Linked DNA regions of Homo sapiens: region 2 is linked to region 1. A link is a loop called in an ENCODE intact Hi-C map of the cell type or tissue named here. Cell type or tissue: heart right ventricle. All regions are shown on one strand. Links, peaks and the distances in the headings refer to the core of each region. The heading gives the core; the rest is flanking DNA.

Region 1 (8,357 bases), core at 313-8,312:
TAAGAGCTTGATCTTCCAGTCTGGTTGCTTTGGGTGGGTAGAGCAGGCTGAAGTGACTGTCCCCACCCACACCCAACATTTCATGTTCATCTACTCAAACCCTCCAAAATGTTCTGTTCTTTTGGAGGACCACCCCTGCAATCTCCCAAATTAGCCAGAATGACAGATTCACACATGGAGCAGTTATGTTTGGCATACTTTTTCTGTAAGGTCCTCTAGTCACTATTAAAGATGATCACCCCTACTGGTTTCCCCTCCAGACTCCTGAGAATCACTGAGAGAGGTGGTTGTGGCTCAACCCCATACTAGGCCATTTAAAACAAGGTTATTTGGCCAGGTGCAGTGGCTCATGCCTATAATCCCAGCAATTTGGGAGGCTGAGGTGGGCAGATCACCTGAGGTCAGGAGTTCGAGACCAGCCTGGCCAACATGGTGAAACCCCATCTCTACTAAAAAATACAAAAATTAGCCGGGCATGGTGGCAGGTGCCTGTAATCCCAGCTACTTGGGAGGCAGAGGCAGGAGAATCGTTTGAACCTGGAAGGTGGAGGTTGCAATGAGCTGAGATTGCACCACTGTACTCTAGCCTGGGTGACAGAGCGAGACTCCATCTCAAAACCAAAAAAACCAAAAAACCAAGGTTATTAAAGAGGTTAATCGGACCTCCTTAGCACTCTGGAGTGGGCAAAAAGAAAAAAAAGAGGTTAATTAGTAGCATATAATCAATAATGCATTAAATCAGTAGATGAACCATGGAAACTGAAAATTCCCTGTGCCACCAAAGTCCCTTTCTTTTGAATGCCCTTCACCTTGCTTATGGCTGATGATGAGGTCAGAAGTCTTTCTACTGGGGCTTCTGTCTACAGCCTCCACCAGGTGCCTCTGATCCATTTTTGCCTCTAGCGCTTGACTTGGACCTCAGCTGTGGATTCTGCTTCTACTTGTGCCACCTCAGACGCATCCTCAATTGAGTTTTCAGCTACTTAAAAAGTTTGAAACTCACAGCCTACATGCAGAACATTCAAACTCTTAACCTACAGGAAGTCCAAAATCTGCACGTCAGTTCCCTTGGTATAGATGCCCTTTTCATCTCCGGATCCAATATATTAACCCTAGCTATCAAGTTTTTTTCCAGGAAATGAAACCAACTTCTGGGTTGGTGCCTTTGAAAGATCCTTAAACATAATCACATGTGCGAAGACCTTTTTCCCAAATAAGGCAACATTTGCAAGTTCCAAGGATATCTTTGAATGGCCATTACCCAGCTGACTACAGCTGCTATCATTGGCTGAGCTGGAGGATCTGTGGACTAATAGTAAGAAGGGATGGGGGAAAATCTTCCAAGAAATAGACGACTATATTGAAAGCAATTAATCTCTGGATGAGTTATTTCTTTCTGTACAATTTTTCTCCATTTTCTAAGCTCAAAGCAATGCACAGTTAATACTTGTATAATAAGAAGTATTATAGGGGAAAAAATTGTAATGTAGATCATTTATTGACATTGAAATAGTTCCGTAATCACTAAATGAAAAAAAAAGCTACAAAACAATGTAAATTTTGATGATTTTTGTTTTAAAATATACACACACATAAAGTAAAAAATAGTGAAAGTGCATGCATCAAAATGTTAATAGTAGCCGGGCCTGGTGGCTCACGCCTGTAATCCTAACACCTTGGGAGGCTGAGGCAGGAGGATTGCTTGAGCCCAGGAGTTCAAGACCAGCTAGGGCAACACAGGGATACCTTGTCTCTACAAAAAATTTAAAAATTTAGCCAGGCATGGTGGTGTGTGCCTGTAGTTTCAGTTACTCAGGAGGCTGAGGTGGGAGGATCGTTTGATCCTGGGAGGTTGAGGCTGCAGCAAGCCACGATTATGCCATGGTACTGCAGCCTGGGCAACAGAGCCAGACCTTATCTCAAAGAAAAATTTTAAAAAAAGTTAATAGTGCTTACCTTTGAGTTGTAGAATTATGACTAATTTTTGTTTTACATTGTATTTCTGGTGTTTTCAAATTTTCTGCATCAATTACTCATAAATTTTATAATGAGATAAAAAGATAAGTATTATTTTTAAAAATAAGAGAGGCCAGGCATAGTGGCTTATGCCTGTACTCCTAGCACTTTGGGAGGCTGAGGCAGGAGGATCACTTGATCTCAGAAGTCTGAGACCAGCCCAGACAACATAGTGAGACTCCATCTCTACAAAAAAATTATTTTAAAAAAATTAGCTGGACTTGTGGCATGCAACCACAGTGCCAGCTACTTGGGAGACTGAAGTGGAAGGATCACTTGAGCCTGGGAGGTCGAGGCTGCAGTGAGCCATGATCGTAGCTACTGTACTCCAGCCTGTGTGACAGAGCAAGACCCTGCCTTTAAATAATAAATAAATAGAATAAAATAGGAGATATTAGAAATTAGAAGTATGTAAATGATAGGATAAGAAGTTATTGTGTTAGAACCCATAGGCCTTCATATTAAATTATTTTAATATCAGATGGCATGCTAGAATAATAATGTGACTCCTATAACTGGAACCATAGAATAGAATTTTTTAAATGCTCTCTGAATGTATAAAGAAAAAATAAGATTTAATTGTGACATTCTGACACCCACATGCTAGGGTAAGTTCAACACCTGTGCAGGCTGCCTTCCCTCCCAGACAGTTGTGTCTGAACACCACCGTGGACTAAAACTAACAAAACTAACAATTTATGATATTGGCACCCTTCTTCCCTATGTCATTCACAGGTCTGCTTCATTCCTACGGATTAAACACCTCTCCAGGATCCTAGATTCAAGCCATTGCTTCTCGCATTTCCACCTTCTCACTCCTAAATTAAATGAGGGCTGGCTCTGTCCAAGAACACAATCTTTACTTTGTAGAGAAGGTATCTACCTCACAATTGGCTTTGCATTTCTCCAAATTCCAGACTTCTGCTGGCAGGATGTTCTAGTCCCAAAAGTGACTCCTGGCGAGGCCAGATTCTGTTCCCACCATAAGGGATGGAGCCTCACAAATATGCAGCTATGTGCCTTTGTAGTCTCAGCCTCTCAAGAGTACATTTTCTTTAGAAATAGTTATCCATCTCTGCCTGTTGGTAATCACTAATTAAAGGTTTGGGTAAGATTTCCTCGCAGCAAGAATCCTGCTATGAATTTCCTTCCTCCTAAATCTTAGTCCCTTGCGAGACCACACCAGATGCCAATCTTGTACAATTAGGAGGTGGATTCAGAATCTGCCAGGATTCTGAATCCTGCATGTGACTGCACAAGCTTCTCATCCAACACATACACAGAGGACGCTGGACAAACGCCTATGCTTTGCTGCCAGTTCATGCTGGGCTCCAAACCCTATCAGATCTCTTGCCTCAGCAGCTGGACTGAACAAAGTGGACTCCCTGAGGTTACTTTTGCCCTCCTGACTTGAGAACGTCCCAGACACCAATCCCAAGGCAGTGAAGAGATGAAAAGATGAAAGCATTACAAGAGTTAACAAAAGCCGAGTCGCCAGAGGTCACTGACGGGGAAAGTCTCTCAGCCCACTTCTGTTTATAACCACTTTATTCCTTCAACAGAATCCCCTGCAGAATCATTTCTCTAAAACCTCCATCTATATCTGAAATCCCCATTTTGTCCTGGAGTCTCTTCAGAGATCTTTTTTCTTTGGAAGGAAGGACGGAAGCCTTGAGCACCCCCTGGAGGTAGGCGTGTGCTAGTAAGCGTCTCCTTGGACTGTGGTTCTTTTTGTACCAGTTGGTAGTAGCTTTCGTACCAGTTCGTTGATACTTTTGTCACCTGGATTGCTGACTTTCGCTGGTTTCCAGTGCTGCCTCTAGGTGACCTATCTACAACTTCTATGACAGCTGACTGTCATAGGGGCTTCCACCTTCTTTGTATTCTAGCCTTGATAAGGGGAAGGATCCCTTGCCCTGCTGCAGAAATAAAACAGCCTGTTTCTCAGCCTTGTCCTCCATTTTCTCCTGTAAGACAGTTTGTTACTCATACAATTCTACTTGACATCTCTCCAACTTGCGTTGCTCCCTTCTTCTGTATCCTTATTACTGCTCTTCAATTTGTGTAAAATTATTGTCCTACCTTCAGCCCTTATCCTTATGAAAACCTTTTCCATTCTTTAAAAGCCCAGTTCACTGGCCACTTTCCCCACACCTACCTCTGAAATCCTGTAAAACTTATTTACAAAGTTCTTATCATACACTGCCTTGTATTTTAGTTATATCTGTATATATTATCTTACTGTATCCAACCAATTACCCAGCACGGTGTCTAAGATGCAGTATTCAGTTAATAATCATTAGATAAAAGTTGAATTAAGTTGTTGAGGGCTGTTTTCAAACACCCAATTTTCTAAGAATAGAGAAAACATTACTGTTAAAGATGAAAAAATACAAAGAAAGGAAGAAATAGAAGAAAGAGATGGGGCAGACAGAGATACAGGAAAGAATGGTGACTATGTAACTATAAGTCATGACGAATTCTCTCCTGAGAATACCAGTATGTTATAGAAAGAACACTGACTAAGTGTCAGAAAACTCAGCTCAAGTCCCATTTGGTTTTTAATGAACTGAATGATCACTAACCTACTCTCTGGGCCTCAGCGTTTTCTCTAAAGAACCAAAGCAGTGGGTTATATGACCTCTGAAGTTTATTACCATGTTGACATTGTATGACCATCTCTCTATTCAAGCATAGTGGTAGGATGGCGCTCAGATTGCACCTGTCACAGAGACTGGCATACTATGTGTGCTAATAAGTGCCAGTTCCTCTTTTCTTCGCACATAATGGAAATATTCTGCAACATTCTCAATTTTAATAAGGAGAAAAGTTCATCTTTATCCATTGAGGATAACATGGTAAAAGAGAATTGTACTACGTATTTAATTTAATTTTATGGAAGAATTTTTCAGTGGTTAAGTCTATTTTTAATTCCAGGTCTTGCCATATGCTGTTTCAAGGGGAAGCTTCTATTCTACAACAAACTACTTTTTGAGTCAAATGAAGAACTGAAAAATAGTTAGGCTTAAACAAATTCTTAGTCAACCACATCATGGTCTGGAAAGACACAAAAATCATTTGGCAAAGATTGCTCTAAATACAGTGAGAAAGGAGAAAGGCAGCAGGTGATGCCAATCAAAAAGGAGAATGCACTTTGGGAGGCTGAGGCGGGTGGATCACAAGGTCAGGAGATCGAGACCATCCTGGCTAACACAGTGAAACCCTCTCTCTACTAAAAATACAAAAAATTAGCCAGGCGTAATGGCGGGCGCCTGTAGTCCCAGCTACTCCGGAGGCTGAGGCAGGAGAATGGTGTGAACCCGGGAGGCAGAGGTTGCAGTGAGCTGAGATGGCGCCACTGAACTCCAGCCTGGGCGACAGAGCTGGACTCCGTCTCAAAAAAAAAAAAAAAAAAAAGGAGAATGACTTTAAATAAGATATTAGGAGATTCTGGAGAATTAAACTAAAGTTTTTGGAACCTATGACAATTGCAGATGTTCAGATTAATATGTGTAGGAACAACTTTTGTATCCGTGATTTTAAAGGAATAAGGAGTTCTATTTGTGGGACTTTTCACATTTACTAAACTTTAGTTCTTTATTTTTCTAAAAACTGATTTAATTTCACTATTTTATCAGGATGTTTTCCTGACTTACTTAAAAGAAGTCTAAACTACCTGCCATTCCTGCAAAAACATGGTGTTCTTTCACTCGTCTGTGTTTTTGTGGGTGCTGTTTCCTTCTCCTGGAAGTCCTCCCTCCTATTCTACCCTCCAAAACCTATTTTAAATCTCTGTGAAGACATGCTGTACTCCAGTCAGCAAAGTAAGTTGCTCCACTGTGGTCCACCAGTCTTGGCTCATAGCTCTCTTATTTTCATAATCACTGAGGCCCTCACTGGGTGAACACCAGTTACACCCAGTTGGGCATCAGTGTAGGATTTGAGGAGGAAGCTGATTAGGACACCAGCACTCAATTATAAGAAGCTAGGAGCCTTTCTTTATTGAACATCTAATACTATTATCTGTTAAAAAACTTTATTTAATGTTTTCCTCTGATGCTGTTCTGAGTATATTCTGAGAGGCTCTTAATAGAAGTGAAATTGTGTGGGGGAGTGGGGGGGGGATCTACAAGAGGAGGGTGCTGAGATAGGAGGGTAAAGATAAGAAACTCCAGTCCCAGAAGTCTTTGCAAGATGCAAGATCTAAGTTTACCCATTCCCATATTCTCACTTAGTTGACCTTTTATGGTTCTTCAGATTTCAGCTTCCTCAGGAAAGTGTTTCATGATCTTTCTTTTGAGAACAATCACAACATCATAAACCTCTCATCCATAGTATTTAACATAGTTGTAAATGTATCTGTATATGTGATTTTTTGATGGGCATCTGTTTCCACTAGCAGACTCATGAAAATAGAGACTTATATCTGGTTTTGCTCACCATTATTCTCTAGGATAAAACCTGGTACATAGTACGATTTCAATATTAGCAGAGCAAATTAATATTTTTGCATAAAAGGCAGTAGGGTAAACCAAATTGAAACATGGATTTGAAGGAACTGCTTAAAGTAACTTATCAGTATTGCTAATCATCAACGACAGAATCCGACAGGTTTGAGAATTTTGTGAAACGGCATGAAAGCTTTTTCCCTCCTGACAACAAACATATGGTATCTTTTCCAACATCACTTCTTCAGCTCTCTGACATCAATTGACTGTCCAACAATTCAATTAATTTCTGACATTATCTACCTGGAGTTAGCATCAGATCCCATAATTCAAAGGGTTCAGTCCTACAAGACTGCCCCCACTTCAAATGCTGTTTGCAAGTTTTGGGCCACCAGTACTTCTGACTAACCAGCTGTAAATCAGGGTTCCTTTGACCCCCTCCTCATGTTTGACAATTTGCTAGAAAGCTCACACAACTTAAAAAGGCACTTTGCTTATGTTTACTGGTTTATTATAAAGGATACAAATGAACAGCCAGATGGAGAAGTATATAAGGTGAGATTCAGAAGGGAATGTGCAGGAGCATCTGTCCCCGTGGAGCTGGGGTGCACCACCCTCCCAGTACGTTGGGTGTTCACCATCCTGGAAGCTCCCTAAACCCCATTGTTTAGGGGGTTTTTGTGAAGGTTTCATTACATAGGCATGGTTGATTAAATCATTGGGAAATGGTAAACAAATTTCATCTCCAACCCCTCTCTCCTCCTTGGAGGCTGAGGGTTAGGGCTAAAATTCCAAGCTTCTAACCAAGGCTTAGATATTCTGGCAATCAGCCCCCATTCTGAAGCAGCTGTCTAGGGGCCAAGAGCTGCTTCATTAGAACAAAAGATCCTCGCATCATCCTTATTACCCAGGAAATTCCAAGGGTTTTAGGAGCTCTGTGCCAGGAACAGGGACAATAACCAAATATATTCCTACGGTACCACAGGGTGGCAATAAATTTAAAAGTGTACATTTAAGGGTATATACAGTTAATAAGTAGGCTGTAATCATGATGCCAACAATGTTGTTAACCAAGGTTTCAAGGTAATGACAAATCATTAGGTTGCACTTGCATTTCATTGTAATTTATTAATACTAACTTCTTGAATAGACATATTAATGACATCAGCATGCCTTCACTCAGTAATTACAACCCTCTCCTTCCCACTCCATCTAGCCCCAACACCATCTTATTCTGAGTCATTTATTTGATAATTAGATGTACAGACACCCATGAGAATATGTAGCTAAATAAAAATTCTGATGCTGTGTTCCTGATAGCTTTTCTAAGGAGGCAGAGATAGATGACTTTTAACAACCATGGCCCATTCACAAGACTTACAAGTTTAGACCTCAACTTCCTTTGCTTTTCCTATTCTCCAACACTTAACATAGTAAAACATACTTTCTGGTACAAACTATAAATAAGTTGACAATTTAAAGGAATAAGTTAGACCTTATCAACCTATATACTGCAACTCAACTCAAAACTGATACTGACAGAGTAATAGAAAGCAAATCACATACAATCTATAGATTGAGACATTCAGTCATTAATTCCCTCAACAAATATGTGTTGAATGCCTCCTATATACCTGACTCTAGACATATAGGAGACCTATACGAGGTGTATAGGACATGAAGTGAATTCAACATGTAACCTGCTTTCATAAAACTCCCAATCCTGTTGAGGAGAGAAAAAAATCCATAATTAAAACTAAGATAAAAGAAGGGTTCTACTAAAGTGTAGGAAAAAGGCAACCAACTCAGGTTAGGTGGCTAGGAGAGATTTTCCTGGCAAGCTACGTTTTGAAGGATGAGCTAAATGAAAAGAGTGAGGTAGGAATAAGAGGG
Region 2 (8,357 bases), core at 82-8,081, 350 kb before region 1:
CAAAGAACTTAAAACAGAAATACCATTCAACCCAGCAATCTCGCTACTGGATATATACCCTAAGGAAAATAAATCATTCTGTGAAACAGACACATGGACTCATGTTCATCGCAGCACTGTTCACAGTAGCAAACACATAAAATCAACCAAGATGCTAATCAGTGGTGGACTAGATAAAGAAAATGTGGTACACATACACCATGGAATGCTACACAGCCATAAAAAGAACAAAATCGTGTCCTTTGTAGCAACATGGATGCAGCTGGAGGCCATTATCCTAAGCAAACTAATGCAAGAACCCAAAAGCAATACTGCATGTTCTCACTATAAGTGCAAGCTAAACATTGAATAAACATGAACACAAAGATGGGAAAAATAGACACTGTCTATTACAAGCCATAAATTGTGGGGAAAAAAAAAAGTACAAATTGTGGGGCCACAAGGCGAGGTTATTTATCACTAGTTAGGACAATAAGAAGAGGCTTCTCAAGATGAATTTAAATATTAAAGGATACAACATCTCTTTTTGAATTCCCAAGATGAGGGTTTATAGAAGTAGTTAGGTGTCACTGGCATTAAAGGAATTGTATTTTGTTGAAGATGAGTACCATGAATGGTTTTGAATATGTATTTCAGCTTTGCAATTAACATTATAGTGAGGTATGTGCCTTCTAAGTTAGATTGCTCTTTAATAAGGCTTTTGGAAGTACTGCATTACTACTACTACTATTACTTTTATTAGCCTTACAGTTTATAGCTGAGAATCCAGTATAATTTGGGAACTGCAGTTCAAAACCATGCAGTTAATGGCTCAGTTTCTAGCTAGTTAATGGCTGAGCCACAACTAGACTTCAAGACTCCTAGCACCCAAATAGAGATCTTTTATATCATGCACTCATGCCTTGATGGAATCTTATTCTGAACTTCTGTCATTGCTAATGCTGTTAAGTAAATATCTTTCATTTTAATCTACATTGTATGTAAAACATTAGCTATCAAACCTCAAACTCCATTTTATATGTCCAGAAAGGTATTAGGGCAGAACTGCCATCCCTCCCAGCCTCCACAGAATTAGGAAAGGAGTCATTGGGAGGCTTCTGGATATTCACGCCTTCACAAAGTCATTAAAATAGTCATTTTGGGCCAAGTGCGGTGGCTCATGCCTGTAATCCTAGCACTTTGGGAGGCCAAAGTGGGTGGATCCCTTGAGCTCAGGAGTTCAAGACCATCCTGAGAAACATGGCAAAACCCCCTCTTTACAAAAAATTAAAAAATTAGCCAGGCATGGTAGCATGCGCCTGTAATCCCAGCTACTCTGGAGGTGATGTGGGAGGATGACTTGCACCTGGGAGGCAGAAGTTGGAATGACCCTGCATTTTTAGCTTGGGCGACGGAGCCAGACCCTGTCTCATTAAAAAAAAAAAAAAAAAAAAAAAGAGAGTCATTTATTTTAAGCTTTCTAGATACTGAGCCAGGATGCTGAGATAGTGCAGGAAGGGATACACTGTGTGTTCTATAGGTAACTTTGCAGAGCCAAAGCAGTATGGGATAACTACATATGAAAAAAATGATTGTGATATGTCCATTTTTAGTAAATAAACTTCTGGCTTTTCACTGAGAGGCGTTTGGGAAATATTTATTGCAAGATTTTATGACAGAAAATGATGGAGTAGATTCTGGAAAGGTTGGCTGGAGTCCTGAGTCTTTCAAACCCAGGATGCTCACCTGTCCTTACATCACGGTGTATGTTTTAGAGACCTCAGACACAGTCGGGAGAGGAAAACACACATGGCCACAAAAGGGAGGTCACATGCTGGATGAAGATCTCCCTAGCATTATCTGCATGATTTTGCAATGAATTTTAAAGCTGCTCATTTTTTTAAAGTTCTGCTGCAGTGTGCTTCTGTCTTCCTATCTGTCTGAGAAGGGTCTTGCCTCATCTATACTTTATAATTGGGGGCCAGGTAAAGCACCATGCACAGAGCAGGCATTGAATAGATGTTTGTAGTTACTGACAGATTCGACGTCTATTTGTCAGATATTCTAAGTGTAACCTTCCTGGAAGATAATTGCTTTTACTTTGTGAATATTTTTCTAGGATTCTCACCCTTTACTGAGAGAAATCTTCTGGGTGGTCAGGAACTGTGAATCCTTGTAAATGTTTATGAAAGTCCCCATGATTTATAGCACATTATCAAATGCAAAAATAGATGTTGAGGTACTATCATTAGCCCATTGGAAAAATGCAGCTATTAAGCAGACAGTCCAATTGGCTTACTAATTTTCTTAAAGTGTGTGAAACAATGAATCTTAATAGAGTTTATGTATAAAGCATTTGTGCTTTAATGGGTCCACATTTTCACTCATATTTTATTAAAATCCTTTGCCATAAGCTGCAGTTAGGTAAGTAATTATACATTAGTCAGAGAGTTAAAAACATAAAAGCCAGGTAACTAAGGTAATTGAGCAGGATGAGGTCATTTTTCCTCCAGCACCAGATGGGTACCACAGGTAAAAACCGTAACACTTGATCTCTTCCATATGACTTAGAAAGAGATTAATGTTGGCATTGGTTTTAACTTTTAAATATTTTATAGTAAAAATTATTACTAAATGGTAAGTTATTGTTTTAAAATGAAACATTTGTTAGTATGCTTTTTGTGCAACAGCCAAGTTTAAAATTCTAATTCTAAAATGGAAAATAATATAAAAATTCAACTCTGCATCTGAAACAAAGAGTAATCTTCTCTTAGCTGATAATTTTCTGTGAACTGTGGTGGTATCATGATGACACCTTTTGGTGGGAGCCTATTAAATTATTCTCAATACTTTCATATTTGAGAAGACACTACTTAATGTACTAATGTATTAGATCTTTTTGTTGTGTCATCTGTGTGCTTTTCAGTTGGAAAGTATTGTGGTATATTTGCATTCATGTATATGCTCAAATTAGTTAGCATACAGAGTAGTGCAAACTTGGTTAGAAAAGTCACAGACATAAAGACAGCCTGACTGGAAGTCTGAGTGTGCAGGCAGCATGTCTACAGAGAAAAAGCGTGTTTTCATATTAACAAGTTTCTCCACTTTGGAGCTGAATGGTCTACAAAGATCTATGTGGATTGCCAATTCAGTGATCCAAATCAATGAAGGTTGACAACAGCAAACCTTATGGATTAGTCTTTCCACGCATCATCGTACTTGCAGAAGGCAGCCATTCTATGCTTTAGTTACCCAGAATTTGAAGAAGCTTGACCTGGAGCAACAACTGAAGGGAAAGAGGAAGGGGCACTATACAGAGATAGAGCTAGAGATATATGCCCTTTTTCTATATCTCAGACACTATGCTAGGTGCTTTAAATATTAGCTTATTTAATCCTTACAATAGCTCTTAGAGTAGAATTGTTATCCTTCTCCCTTGACAGATGATGCAACTGAAGTTCCTCAAAAAGATTAAGTAACCTATTCAGGGTCACAGAGATAACAGTGATGGATCTAGGATTAAAGCCCATGTCTGCCTGATTCGTTCATGCATCCACTCATGTGTTTATCTGACAAGCATTTATTGTGTGTCTATTGTGCTTAGTGAGGAAATACAGTGGTGCACAAGAATTACATTATCCTCACCCTCATGAGAGTTTCCAGCCACTTAAATAATTACAAAGGTTATATTTTATGCTTTCTACCACACTTAACTACTGATACATTTATTTAAGGCTAGGTACTTATTCTTTTAAGATTAGTGGAAATTAAAAGATAAAAATGTGTTAAGGAAGACTATAATCTGAAAAGTCTACTTTAGTACCCAAACCAAACCTATGAAAGTACTCCTGCTTACTATAAACATCTGTGAACAGTGGGTCTTGATTTTCCCTTTTAAAAGGTGTTTTTGATTTTTTTATTATTAGGTATGAAACCAGTTAATAGCTGATGAGCAGTTATTAGTACATTATTATTATTCGCATGTGTAAATCTCAACCATTTTAAAAGTACTTCAATGTGTGCTTTTATTTGCTGTTTGTAACAACCCTGCCCAAACCTAATTTTTTTGGATCCTGATTCTAATTCTTAAGTCTTTTGGATCCTAGCTTCTTCGTGCTCATAGAAAATTGTAGTTTTGTTTTCATTTTCTTTGAAAAATTAATAGACATTTAATTAATGTCTCTCTGCCAAACACTGTGGAGAAATAAAATTATTGAAAAGCTCAGTTCTTTGCTCTTAAAAGACCTAGATACGGGCAACAGATATAGATGAATAACATAAGAGAGGGAGTCTCTTAGAAAGTTTTGGGTGGAGGGAATGCTATACATGGGCTAAACATGGAATTCACCAGAATCAAGAATCCAATCATTTCATGATGTTCCACCATTGTGGTGAATGTTAGATCTGGGGACATGGAAGCAATCAGGATAGAAAGCCAGTATTAAGTCCCAGAGGTACCTTATCTAGAGTAAACAAAAGTAGGGAGGCAAAGATGGAATTTTTCACTTTCGTATGTCTCCTTTCTAAACAGGTATATTTCTTCATAGCTAACCAGCACAATGGAAAACTCAGGGAAAGCAAATAAAAAGGATACACATGACGGGCCACCAAAAGAAATTAAACTGCCTACCAGTGAAGCACTTCTAGACTATCAGTAAGTTTTTATTCTGAAATCTGAAAGTTGCCATAGATAAAAGGCAGTCATTGTTAAGACTCATATAACTGCAAATGCAAACAATACATGCAGCAGCTGCCAAAAGAATAGAGGTGGGTTTGGAGGCCTAATTGCACTCTTGTGCTATGCACATATTTTTAAAGGTTTTTGAAACTTTGAATATAACATAGTCCAAGTAGTAGCTATGACTACTTAGACTATTTTATGAAATGAAATGAGAGCTGCTATGAAACAGCTTTCATTGATGTACTATTGGCTCCTTCAGTTGTTTATTGGTTACTCTCACCTATGTATACAACAGCTTGCTAGCTTACCTCTTAAAATACAACACAGAATGGTTAGTTTACATTTATAGAGAGTAGAAGAGGCCGGGCATGGTGGCTCACACCTGTATTCCCAGCCCTTTGGGAGACCAAAGCAGGCGGATCACCTGAGGTTGGGAGTTCGAGACCAGCCTGACCAACATGGTGAAACCAGGTCTCCACTAAAAATCCAAAAATTAGTCGGGCATGGTGGCGCGTGCCTGTAATCCCAGCTTCTCGGGAGACTGAGGCAGGAGAATTGCTCAAACCCAGGAGGCAGACGTTGCAGTGAGCCAAGATCATGCCACTGCACTCCAGCCTGGGCAACAGAGCAAGATTCCATTGAGGTTCCATCTCGAAAAAAAAAAAAAAAGAGAGAATGGAAGAGAAATTTTCCCTTTATGTGACCTTTTATTTCTTAGACATTCCAACTTACATTATTCCTAAATGGCTACATATCAAATCCAAATGATTTACAGAAAATTCTTTTTAATAATAATAAAATTTTATAATGTCTCACTCCTAGGAGCTGGAGACAAAACCATGGGTAACATTTATTCCATATTTATGTTTTATTCCAACAAATAGCTCCTTGAGGGTCTGTGAACCTTAGCTTTTGGCACAAGGTAAGTGTTTTAACTTGTAATTCTTACAGAATTAATAGATAAGTGTTAGTCTTTTCTTGCATAAGGCTGAAATATACTTCATTCATGTACTTATTCAATAAATACTTGGGTGTTTACCAAGTGCAAGTCAAGTGCTGGGTACTGGAATGTAGCAGCAAACAGGACCACATGGTCCCTGCCTTGATGAAGCATGGGAGACAGACAATAAACCACTAATTTGAGCTTTAAAAAAAATGACAGGGTGGTATGGTGGCTCATGCCTATAATCCCAGCCCTTTGAGAGGCCAAGGCAGGTGGATGAGCCCAGGAGTTTGAGATCAGCCTGAGTAACATGATGAAAACTCATCTTTACAAAATAAAAATTAGTCCCTGCTATTTAGGAGGTGGAGACGGGAGGATTGCCTGAGCCCAGGGAGGTCAAGGTTACAGTGAGCCATGATTGTGTCACTGCACTCCAGCCTTGGTGACAGAGAGGGACCCTGTCTCAAAAAAACAAAACAAAAAAAAAAAACAGAAAAAAACATGGCTATAATAAAGGTACTATAAAAGAAAACTGTAGGGTGCTGTTTAACAGTGTAACTAAAGGACTTTAGTCAGAGGAGTTAGGAAAAACTTGTTTGAGAAAGCTTTGAGCTGATTTCTGGAAAAGGAACAGGCATTATGGAAACTCAGAGCAGTGAAGAGCATGACTTATGGAAGACAGGAGGGTAGGAAAGAGCTTATCACAGGCCAGAAACTGAGAAAAGGGAGGGTGAGGGAGGCAGGGCAAGAGCAGATGCTGGTGATTTAGGCAAGGGTCAGATCAAGAAGAACACTTGGGTTTTTATTAGAGGAGTATAAAGTTGAAGATGGAGAGCCCATGATGCTAGTGACTAGGTCTTTGTTTAAGAGAGTTGTTGTTGTTTAAAGACAGAGTCTCACTCTGTCACCCAGGCTGGAGTGTAGTAGCCTGATTATAGCTCATTGCAGTATCAAACTCCTGGGCTCAAGTGTTCCTCCTGCCTCAGATTTCTGAGTAGCTGGGAAGACAGGCATACACCACCAGGCCCAGCTAATTTTTTAATTTTGGGTAGAGCTGGGTCTTAAACTCCTGGCCTCAAGCGATCCTCCTGCCTCAGCCTCCCAAAGTGCTGGGATTTCAGGCATGAGCCACCTCACCTGGCCAAGAAGGATTTTAGATTTTAAAATCTAAAAGAAGGATTTATTTTAAAAAATGTACCATAAAAGATGTATGTTGTCCTTAACAACATTCAGGGAAAATCTGTCTCCTTCTTTGGAGATCCCAATATATTCGTATGAACTTTTTAGGATTGAGTGAAGGGATCAGAACACCAAGAGAGAAGAGGCTTTCACCTGTTTCCTTTTATTTTCTACTTGAAATAACATTAACTAATAACTAGATACTATTCATACTCATTTCTCAACATAACTGAAAACTTTGTTCATCTCATCTTAGGAGAGGTGGACAAAAAGCCAAGCTCTGTGAATGTAACCTGGTCTCTAATTTGCTCCCATGGTGTAACTGGTGACATCCAGTTAACAGCTGTTTTTCTCTCTTTTGGGTGGACCAGAAACCAGTCTTTCTCCTCTTTAACAAAGGTTTACAAAAAGGCAAACGTTTAAAAATTCTCATGATCTAGTGCAAGTTATAAACTGAACATCTCATACCCTTGTTCTTTTGTATTTGGTAAAACTAAATAAATAATCTCATGGACTGGAACAGCCAAGGCCTTGCTGTACCATGCTCTACTGATGACAGTTTATGCATTCCATGTGTTCCTCGGTGACAGAACTGTTGTCACATGACACATAGCCAAGACATTTCCTCTCACCATCTGAGGAAGGATTGTCCAGGAGTTCCCTGGCGCCTCTTATATCTCTCTCAGCTCCTAACAAAGCAGTGAGCACATAGTAGATAGTTAATTCATGGTTTTTGAGCAACTGAACTTTTTTCAAATTTATCCCAAGAAAAGAAAGTCATGAACTTCTATGGTTGTTTGTGAAGAGCTGATACTACCAATGTTCAGTCTATAAAATTATCGTCTCTGAATAATGATGGTTTTTATTTTCTCCTTTATACTTGTCTTGCCCCCCGTTTTCTACAATAAGTATGGATATAGATATAGAAACGGGTGAGAATATGGTCGTGAGTGAAAAAATGGAGATTATGATATAGATTTTTTTGAAAGTCAAGTTTATTTGGATCAGTGATTTGTTTGTTTTTGAGACAAGAGTCTCACTCTGTCACCCAGGCTGGAGTGCAGTGGCATGATCTCGGCTCACTACAACCCCCGCCTCCTGGATTCAAGCAATTCTCCCACCTCAGCCTCCCCAGTAGCTGGAATTACAGGCATGTGCCACCACACCCAGCTAATTTTTTGTGTTTTTAGTAGAGATGGGGTTTTGCCATGTTGGCCAGGCTGGTCTTGAACTCCTGATCTTGGCCTCCTGCCTTGGCCTCCCAAAGTGCTGGGAGCCTCCCAAAGTGCTGGGATTACAGGTGTTAGCCATGTTTGTTTATTTTTATAGAGACAGGGTCTCCCTATGTTGACCAGGCTGGTCTCAAACTCCTGGGCTCAAGGGATCAGCCCACCTCAACCTCCTGAAATGTTAGGATTACAGGCGTGAGCCACTGCGCCCAGCCCAGATTTGTGTTTTTATATGAATAAGGCAGTTAGAATATTTGAGGTGAAGGAAAAAATATGGCAGGTCATGTGTGCTTCATTCTCCCTCAACAAACTGTGAGCTCCTTGAAGACTATTCTTTACTCATCTC

Evidence for each region. A loop is a pair of places that touch in the nucleus more often than their neighbours do. Peaks named below come from ENCODE experiments on the same cell type or tissue, not always from the same donor. Only the 100,000 strongest peaks of a DNase experiment are listed, where the experiment ranks them.
Region 2: a loop joins it to region 1, with 2.9 times the contacts of the local background. A loop is called at or near these places in 77 of 110 quality-filtered maps.

What each region holds. Positions count from the first base shown.
Region 1 is chr11:86,214,957-86,223,313 of GRCh38, forward strand. No RefSeq gene overlaps it. Among named protein-coding and RNA genes, the nearest start is that of EED, 26 kb to the right of the region's middle. RefSeq lists an enhancer at 1-27. In heart right ventricle, for the core only: a CTCF peak has its summit at 3,704 (motif pointing left); DNase peaks (open chromatin) are centred at 3,394 and 3,705; H3K4me3 peaks cover 922 bases; H3K27ac peaks cover 335 bases.
Region 2 is chr11:85,860,586-85,868,942 of GRCh38, forward strand. CCDC83 (coiled-coil domain containing 83) reads left to right here. Exons shown (of 11, transcript NM_001286159.2): 2 at 4,511-4,633. The coding sequence starts at 4,539. Among named protein-coding and RNA genes, the nearest start is that of CCDC83, 9.4 kb to the left of the region's middle. In heart right ventricle, for the core only: no CTCF peak of the experiment used is centred there; no DNase peak of the experiment used is centred there.